Linked DNA regions of Homo sapiens: region 2 is linked to region 1. A link is a contact called in ENCODE Hi-C or POLR2A ChIA-PET data. All regions are on one chromosome and are shown on one strand. The core of a region is the stretch at or near the end of the contact, and the rest is flanking DNA. Distances in the headings are between cores, read along the strand shown.

Evidence for each region. A loop is a pair of places that touch in the nucleus more often than their neighbours do. ChIA-PET counts read pairs that join two places held with the same protein, here RNA polymerase II (POLR2A). Pooled maps may share reads with other maps.
Region 2: a loop to region 1 is called in a pooled map, with 7 times the contacts of the local background. The contact joins two enhancer-like sites. A Hi-C loop is called at or near these places in 1 of 37 single-sample maps with no recorded cell type and 9 of 50 pooled maps. POLR2A ChIA-PET finds 5 or more read pairs at or near these places in 1 of 52 experiments (activated CD4-positive, alpha-beta T cell).

The regions. Positions count from the first base shown.
Region 1 is chr11:108,731,343-108,736,159 of GRCh38, forward strand. The region is part of intron 13 of DDX10 (DEAD-box helicase 10); the gene reads left to right. All of the region lies in intron 2 of LOC124902750 (a long non-coding RNA gene), which reads right to left. Among named protein-coding and RNA genes, the nearest start is that of DDX10, 69 kb to the left of the region's middle. RefSeq lists an enhancer at 2,430-2,549. Within about 2 kb of position 2,194, at least 7 of the 41 ENCODE cell types and tissues checked have a DNase peak (open chromatin) inside an H3K27ac peak, as active enhancers do.
Region 2 is chr11:110,335,525-110,340,341 of GRCh38, forward strand. No RefSeq gene overlaps it. Among named protein-coding and RNA genes, the nearest start is that of LINC02732, 17 kb to the right of the region's middle. Within about 2 kb of position 2,412, at least 2 of the 41 ENCODE cell types and tissues checked have a DNase peak (open chromatin) inside an H3K27ac peak, as active enhancers do.

The sequences.
Region 1 (4,817 bases), core at 944-3,443:
GCCCAGCCCTTTTTTGAACTACCTCACCTAGTCTTAACTTCACCTGTTACCTACTTTCGAATTTTAAAAATTAATACTTATTTTCACTCGTGTTAATATCTTTTGATTCTTCTCCATGTTTTTAAGCAATTGGTTTTGAATGTGACCCTGCAACCGTGATCTCAATTGGGTTTCTTTTTTTTTTTTTTGAGACAGAGTCTCTCTCTGTCACCCAGATTGGAGTGCAATGGTGTCATCATGGCTCGCTGCAGCCTCGACCTTATGGGCTGAAGTGATCTTGAATTGCTGGACTCAAACCATCCTCCTGCCTCAGCCTCCCAAAGTTCTGGGATTATAGGTATAAATCACTGCACCCATCCTGGCTTTCCATTTTATCCTTTACTTTTGCATTTCATATTTTAGTGTTGTATGCATCCATCAGTCACTGGAGGCTGCTTTTTTCCTTTATTACCTATTTTTAAGGATAGACGAGATATAGAAAAATCAAATCATACATAAAATGGGAATAATACTATCATTTGCACATATAAATGAGTATATTCCCTGTGGGAAGACTAAGCACTTTTCCAGACACTGCTGACTTTGTTGAAATTTTTGTTGCTCATGTTTTAGAATTGTCTTTGTAGACACCATACCAGACACAGAAGGGAACTGGCTTTGTTACTTATAACTTATCCTCTTTATCTTGATTATCTTTTTTTCCCTTTCTTGTCTCTCTGGAAAAAGAAGATTTGTACAAGAACCAAATTGAAACTTGGAGCCAGTAGGAACCCATTGGATTGTAGATTTTATGGAATATGTCTAATAATCATATCATTATAATTAAGACCATAATTATTTGGCATTTTACCATATACTGAACACTTTCTGCATAAGTTCTCATTTTTCCTTATGACAAGAAAGGTAGCTATTAAAATTTCGGAGGAGGAAAGGAAGGCTTTTAAGTGACTTGTCCAAGGTCACAGTGGTGAAGTTAGCAGTTAAACCTATTTGTGATGCTAAGTCACATTTTCTTTCTCTGCTGTCGTGCCTACCATTATTTGTGTGTAGTTTGCTTTCTGTAATTGGGTAATGTCAGTGTAATTGACAGTATTGTAAATAATTTTGGGCTACTCATTGTGTGCGCACACTTGGAGTATAAAATGAATGTTTGCCTTTAGACTTCGGCGTAAATGGAGACGAGAGGTACTGAGTGCCAGGTGCAAGCAAGGCCTTCTGGAATGCTGCCTTGTCACAATCCTTTTCTGTTTGACGAGATCGATGCAGTGAAGGACAACAAGATTTTCTTAGCAGTGGAGAAGTGCCACGAGTGATGAAGCAATAAGACATGTGCAGGAGAGAGCGCAGGTGTAGTGATCAGGCACAAAGGCAGTAAGAGATGGCTGGTTGACCTCCCACCATAGGGAAGAACCTTGTTTTGGCTAATTGTCTTGTTGGGTGTTCAGAAAGTTGACCTCCAGGGAGACAGTGTTAGATAAGAGCATGAACATACAATTAAAATGATTAAATTAAAATTTATTTTTGGAACACTTATTTCCTTAAATGTGAGAATGAAATCTCTAAGCATATGCTTTCTTTTCTTTTTCAGTTTAAACCTTTTTAGAAATGAGACTGGGTAGATTCCATTTTAGCTCAACAAATGTCCTTTTAAAGCTTTCTTAAAAGTAAACATAGGTCAGTTTTAATTAAGATTTGAATGATACCCATAGATTATTCATTGTACCTTAGAGTTGATTCCAGATCCTGTTTACATTGATTTAGTCCTACTTTTTTTTTTTTTTTTAGTAGCTTTTTCTTTTTTTAGTACTGTAAGAACTCACTGTTGGTGTTAAAACACAGATTAGCTAACTTTGAAGCTTATAAGTATACTCTTATAAAAAGATTCCAAGTTCCAAATCAAGATTCTCCTATGTGGGAGCTAGGATGTTTCTGCCTCTTGTCTCTTCACTTTTTCTCTTTCTCTCTTTTTCCCTCCTTTCAGCAGCAGTTACCTAACGGATGCCAGGGACTGTGTTAGGTACTTAGTGACTTTTAGGAACTTGGACTAAGTATTTGTAAAATAAGTACTGGAAAATGATTAACATCTATCAATTTTTTTATAACTTACCATGCACTTTGACTATCATATCTCACTTATTTAAATTCTTACCACAGCCTTGTGTAGTGTTGTTGTCATGTTACAAGTTCAGACACAGGCTTTGACAGGTTCACTTACTTCCTTGCCTAATGTTGCATAGTTAGTGAAGCGCTAGCACTGGAGTCTGTACTTAGGCCCCTCTGACTTGCCTCGGTATGATTGTGCTTGCTTTGATTCCCGTCATTTCTACATTTAGTGGTGGCTTTTAGTGTTCCATTTTCACTTCCCACTTACACTGCCATTCTGCCCCCAGATTCTTATTACCTCATTCTTGGCTCGGGGGGATAAGCTTCATAATTGGTTCTCGTTGTTCTTCTGAGTCATCTTCCTGTGAACCTTGGTCAAATTAGTATTTTTTTTCAAGTGGTTTACCTTCCATGCTACCCTTAAGTTCACCCTTGCAGTTGGGTTTTGTAAGCTAGCCCCTATCCTATTGTCCTGCGAGACCATTCTTCCCAGTTTCCACTTAAACAGTGAAGGATTCCTTCCTGGATTATTTTCTTCCCACTCCAGCATTTCACATCTTTCAAGATGCAGTGCTTATCTTGTCTCTTCTTTGAAGCCATCCCTTACTTCTTCAACCCACTGACCTCTGGATTCCAATGGTCTATTTTGCTAGTATTTTTTTCTTTTTCTTGACATTTCATAATGTAGCCACATGTCTCTTAATTTTTATCTCTTCCATACCTGGTGATTTGTGTTCAGGGGCCTTATGTAATGTTCAGTTGACTTAAACAGAAGGAAGAACTCTAAAGTCAAGACTACTGTACTCCGAATTTTTGCTACCATGAAGTGAAACAATGGTAGCATGATCTCAGATGTTGCCAGCTGAAATAGTTTGGTATATATGCTCATTTGTCTTATAGGTGTCTTTTCTGTTTTTTGGCATCCTGTGCTTAATTCTTTTTTTGTAATCTAAGCTTTGTTCCAATTCAAAAGGAGTTGTTATTGTGTAACATGAAGCTTAGATGCATATATTGAGTTGCTTTATGTATTTTTTTTCCTATTTGAGTTTGGTATGCAGATGACTTCCTGAGGATGTAAATTTTCAGTGGAAAGCTTAAAGCTGGTTTTGGCATGATGTTTATTCTGTAACATGCTGAATCATTATATCAAATATTGAGTCGTTTTCCTTTATCTCCTTCTTTTATACAATATTCAATATTTATAACATCTGCTAACTACTGAATTTTTAAATCTACTTTTGTGGTTGAAGTTTAAACAGCTACTTTTACAGGCCGTATTTATCTTTATTTTAAGGTAGTTACACAGGTAATGAAAGAAATGTGAAATAGGACAGGCTGTTCTTGAAGGTCATGTGAATTGCCCTTTGAACTTGTTATATGATTAGAAATAAGGAGTTTTCAAATTCATAAACAAGTGCTTGTTTATATGGCTCTAACAAATATAATTGTACAACACTGCTAATATGGCAGATTAGTTTCCAGAAATGCTGTTCATAAGACCACTTTTTAAGTCTCTAAGCAGTGTGTGTATCTGTACCTGAACTTGTTAATGGGAGGACTGTCTTTGTGATGGCACTGGATTCAACTTTCACATTTCTTTTCAACACTTTTAAATTGTCCAAGCAAATTTTTGTTTTGACTTTGTTCTTTTCAATGCATATTTTGAAACACGGTTTCAAGTCCAAGGCAACATCTGAGGCTAGTGCCATCTGTTGGTGACAGTTAGAATTAAATCACTTTTGCTTTGATGCGAAGCTTTGTTCTTTACCATGAAAGTGTACATTTTAGGTGAAATGCCGGCTTATTAAGTGAAGACTTCATGAAGTTTTTAGAAAAATTTATTCAGCAAATATTTGAACACCTGCTGTGTGCTAGGCATTGAGAGCTGTTAGCAAAACCAACAGTATTCCCTGTGCATTAATGGGTGGGATGGACAAAAAATGAATATGTGTGCTATGGTAGGGGCAAGATGAAGCAGTGTAAGGGGGATATAGAATTCAGGGAAGGTGGGTGGCATGCTGCAATTTCAGATAGAATGATCAGAGGTGGTCACCATGGAGGGTGTATAAGGCACTCTTCTGTTGTTGCTGGATCATGAACTTTAGAGGTTTTAAGCATTGAAAATATTATTGTTCCTCCTCCCCCATAGGTAATTTGAAATGAAAACAGTATGAAACTTGAAAATAGTAAGAAAGTCCTGAAGTTATTTTCTCCATGATGGCTACTTCACTGCTTTTGTTGAAATAAATTATTTCAAGAACATTAAAAAAAAAAAGTATTCCAGCTTTACTGGTTCTCTGAGCATATGTGTAAGCTGCCAGTTGGTTTATTGAACACTGAGAGCTAGGCACTCTAGGGGGAATGTGAAGATAATTCAGACCTTCTTTGAACCTTGCACTAGCAGGTTGATTGGTTAGAGCAGTGGCACTTCAGTAAATTAAGTGGGAACAGGGATGTCTGCATATTAAGAAATGCCTATTGTTTAGTGAAAGTGAAGTATAAGTATAAACTTACTTATAAAATAAGTGTAAGATTAGCATACAGATTTCATGATGATTTAAATCTTAAGTCTTTAGGACAGTGTTTCTCAAGCCGTCTTTGCTGAAGGGTTAATGTTGTAATTTTGAAGCAATCACAAACCAATGACTTTGTAAAATATATTAAAGTTAAAATATGAGAAAAATGAACCCCTCTTTGCTTCCCTAGTTCTTTTT
Region 2 (4,817 bases), core at 1,162-3,661, 1.6 Mb after region 1:
GGTCAGCCTGGGCAACAGAGTGACACCCTGTCTCTACAAAAAATTAAAAATTAGCCATGCATGGTGGCGCATTCCTGGAGTCCCAGCTGCTTGGGAGGCTGAAGTAGGAAGATACTTGAGCCCAGGAGGTTGACACTGCATGATCACCCTACTGCACTCCGGCTGAGCAGCAGAGTAAGATCCTGTCTCAAAGGAAGCAAAATTAATAAAAAGAAAAAAGAAAATAAAAACAAATGCCATAAATTTGGAAAGAGTGTTGAAATATCTAAGTTGCTAAAGGTCTAAAAGTAGATTCTCAGACTTTCAGGACTCTTAAAATGCTCCTGATCTGTTTAACTAAATTTTAGTTAGTTTAATACTTAGGCCCTTTCTAAGGAATTTGGTACCAACATATAACTAGGCTATATGAAGGTCTAATTGAAGGTCTATGTGAAGATTGAAGGTCTAATCAATACAGACCACCAAATCCATGTTTTGAATCATTTTTATAGTTAGTGGCAGTACAAAAGGGTTGTAAAATTTGAACTTTATATAAATACTTGAATATAAATATTGTGAACATATATACAGGTGTAAAAATATAAAAACATTTTCCTAAAGAGGAAAAATGGTCAACTGTGCATTAAGCCATTTTAATATGTGTTTACATTGAAAAAGAGACATTTTGATATCAGTTTGTATCTTCTATGAAGCCTGTTCTAGAGTCTTTTGGATGATGTACTGGTTTTTGGATGATGTAATCGTTTTTCTTGTATAGCCTTAGGAAAATTTTTCATTAACTCTAGAAAGAAACAGACTGTTCCATACTTGGATCTATGTTAAAAAAATGAAGAGCTGTGGCATAAATGAAGGTAAATATAATTTCCTCATTTTTAACCGCCCTGAAAGATAACTGATTTCCTTTTTTTTATTTTTCAGACGGAGTCTCACTCAGTCATCCAGGCTGGAGTGCAGTGGCACAATCTCAGCTCGCTACAACCTCTGCCTCCCGGGTTCGAAGTGATTCTCCTGCCTCAGCCTCCTGAGTGGTTGGGATTACAGGCATGGCCTACCATGCTCTGCTTTTTTTTTGAGACAGAGTTTTGCTCTTGTTGCCCAAGGAGTGCAATGGCATGATCTCGGCTCACTGCAACCTCCGCCTCTCAGGTTCAAGCAATTCTCCTGCCTCAGGCTCCCGAGTAGCTGGAATTACAGGCACGTACCACCACGCCCGGCTAATTTTGTATTTTTAGTAGAGATGGGGTTTCTCCATGTTGGTCAGGCTGTTCTTGAACTCCTGAACTCAGGGGATTGGCCTGCCTCAGCCTCCCAACATGCTGGGATTACAGGTGTGAGCTACTGCGCCTGGCCTATTTTTTTTTTTTTTTGTCTTTAGTAGAGACGGGGTTTCACCATGTTGGCCAGGCTGGTCTCGAACTCCTGACCTCGTGATCCTCCCGCCTTGGCCTCCCAAAGTGCTGGGATCACAGGCATGAGCCACGGTGCCCGGCCTAAAGATAACTGATTTTCTTAAACAAAGTCAATCGTATAAATGCATTTGTTTTTATAGCATATATGAAAGTGTTCATGGAAAGGGATACCGATCCAGACCCCATTCTTTCTTGCATGGACCTCATGCAAGAAAGAATTCAGGGCCAGGCGCGGTGGCTCATGCCTGTAATCCCAGCACTTTGGGAGGCCGAAGCGGGCGGATCACAAGGTCAGGAGATGGAGACCATCCTGGCTAACAGGGTGAAACCCCGTCTCTACTGAAAATACAGAAAATTAGCCGGGCGTGGTGGCACGAGCCTGTAGTCCCAGCTACCTGGGGGGGCTGAGGCAGGAGAATGGCGTGAACCTGGCAGGCGGAGCTTTCAGTGAGCCGAGATCCCGCCACTGCACTCCAGCCTGGGCGACAGAGCCAGACTCCGTCTCAAAAAAAAAAAAAAAAAAAAAAAAAGAAAAAAGAAAAGAGAAAGAATTCAAGGTGACCCCATAGAGTAAAGTGAAAGCAAGTTTATTAAGAAAGTAAAGAAACAAAAGAATGGCTCTTCCATAGGCAGAGCAGCAGCATAGGCTGCTCAACTAATTACACTTAACAGTTGTTTCTTTATTATATGCTAAACAAGGAGTGAGTTATTCATGAGTTTTCCAGGAAAGAGGTGGGCAATCCCCGGAGCTGAGGGTTTCTCCCCTTTTTACACCACACAGGGTAACTTCCTGACGTTGCCATGGCATTTGTAAACTGTCATGGTGCTGCTGGGAGTGTCTCTTAGCATGCTAATGCCTTATAATTAGAGTATAATGAACAGTCAGAATGACCAGAGGTCACTTTCGGCACCATCTTGGTTTTAGTGGGATTTGGCCAGCTTCTTTATCACATGCTGTTTTATCAGCAAGGTCTTTGTGACCTATATCTTGTGCTGACCTCCTGTCTTATCCTGTGACGAAGAATGACTAACCTCTTGGGAATGCAGCCTAGTAGGTTTCAGCCTTATTTTACCCAGCCCCTGTTCACTATGGAGTCACTGTGATTCCAATGCCTCTGACAGAAGTAAAATATATGATAACATAACACAGAGGCTGAAAGGCCTATACTGTTACAAGGTTCTCATGCAACACATGAAGTGGTATAATATTATTTGAAGATAGACTGTGATGGATTAAAGATGTATATTTTAAACCCTAGGTTAAGCACTAAAAATGTATGTGAATGAAGTACAAATAGTGAGCCAATAATAAAGATGAAATGGACTCATTAAAAATACCCAAATAATCCAAAACAATATAGAAATAGAGGAAAGAGGAATCACAGAACCAAAAAGAAAAAAAAAACTACAAAAAATTAAGGCTGAGCACAGTGGCTCATGCCTGTAATCCCAACAATTTGGGAGGCTGAGGTGGGAGGATCACTGATGCCAGGGTTTGAGACCAACTTCAGCAACATAGGAAAATCCCATCTCTACCAAAAACAAAAACAAGTAAAAGAATCAAAGAACAGATGGAATAAATGGAAAATGACTACGAGATGGAAGATTTTAATTCAACCATATCAATAATTACAAAATAGTCTAAATGTACCAATTAAAAGACAGAAATTATCATTTGGGTAAAACTCAAGATTGAATTTTTTAAAAAAGCTCAAGAATATACTGTCTACAAGAAACCCATTTCAAATGTCAAGATATAACTAGGTTAAAAAAAACTAGCCTAATCCCCTGTTTATTAGCATCAACAAAACGTCTAATATTAGGCATTGCTGCCATCTCTTCTCCACCCACAATTAGACTGCACAAAAATATAAGAGCCTCCAAAGTAAACAGGAGACCTAGTCCTTGATCTCCATAGTAGCCAGAGTTTCACTTGCTCCTTCCATTACTATACGATGCCATTTTCACTTCCTCCTCATTTGTCTTTGAGCTTTGTTGCATTGGGTAGGAAGAGAAACGTTCTTTTTTTTTTTTTTTTGAGATGGAGTTTCCCTCTTGTTGCCCAGGCTGGAGTGCAATGGCACAATCTCGGCTCACTGCAGCCTCCACCTCCAGGGGTTCAAAGCAATTCTCCTGCCTCAGCCTCCCGAGTAGCTGGGATTACAGTCGCCCGCCACCATGCCCGGCTAAGTTTGTATTTTTAGTAGAGACGGGGTTTCTACATGTTGGTCAGGCTGGTCTTGAACTCCCAACCTCAGGTGATCCACCCACCTCGGCCTCCCAAAATGTTGGGATTACAGGCGTGAGCCACTGTGCCTGGCCTGAGAAACGTTCTTTACAATGGTCTCTTCTACTGACCACAGGCTCAGCTACAGGGAACCCTACCTTTATTACCAGGGCTACAGCGCTTGGTGACATAGATAACACCCATCTGAGGTCCTACCTTTTCACAGCTCCACTATTTGTAGAATATAATAGTTCTCCATCCTTCCCAGTCTCAAAACTCTTAGATAATTCAGCTCTATCCTGCTCTTAGCCTCAATGGAAAAACAAAAGTGTCTTAACTTTTCAGTGGTGATCAAGAAGCCCCAGCCTTCAGCTTAAAAAGCTCTGGCTTTTCCCTTTAAAGGGGACTGCTCTGTGGTGGTAAGGAAGTGCCTGTGCATCAGTTAGACTTGCATTCACAGGCAAATAACAGAAAAACCACCTGTAGTCCCTTGACCACATAGAGGTTTAATTTTCTTCACTGAAGTCTGTCTGTATCAGATAGCTGCTGACCTTGGTTCTACAATTTGGTGATGTCAGAGTCCATGTATCTGTGCTTGTCCTGACTTTTCTCTCATGGGTACAAGATGACACTGTAGATTCAGCCATCAATTCTGCATTCAAGAGAAAAGGAAGTGGGTGAAGGAGAACACAGACCTTATGTGTTCTTTCTTCAGCGAAGCAGAAGTTTTTCCGAACCTGATCTTCCTTGATCATGTTAAATGAAAAACCTCAGTTGCATTAAATTTAAAAGAGCTTAATTGGACAATGAACGATTTGCATATTGGGCAGCCTCCTGAGCCAGAGTAAGCTCAGATACTCCAGTGCAGCCATGTGGTGGAAGAAGATTTTTGGATAGAAAAAGGCAAGTGATATACAAAAAATGGAAGTGAGGTATAAAAATAGCTGGATTGGTTACAGTTTGGCATTTGCCTTATTAGAACACAGTTTGAATGCTCAGCAGTGTATGAGTGGTTGAAGAATGGCTGCTGGGATTGTCTGAGACTCAGCTCTTATTACAGACACATACTCCTAAATTAGGTTTTCAATCTTATCTACCTACTAAGTTAGGTTACTGTCCATTCACAAGGGCTCAAATATGGAAGCACAGAGTCATTCTCAGGCCATATTTAGTTTGCTTTA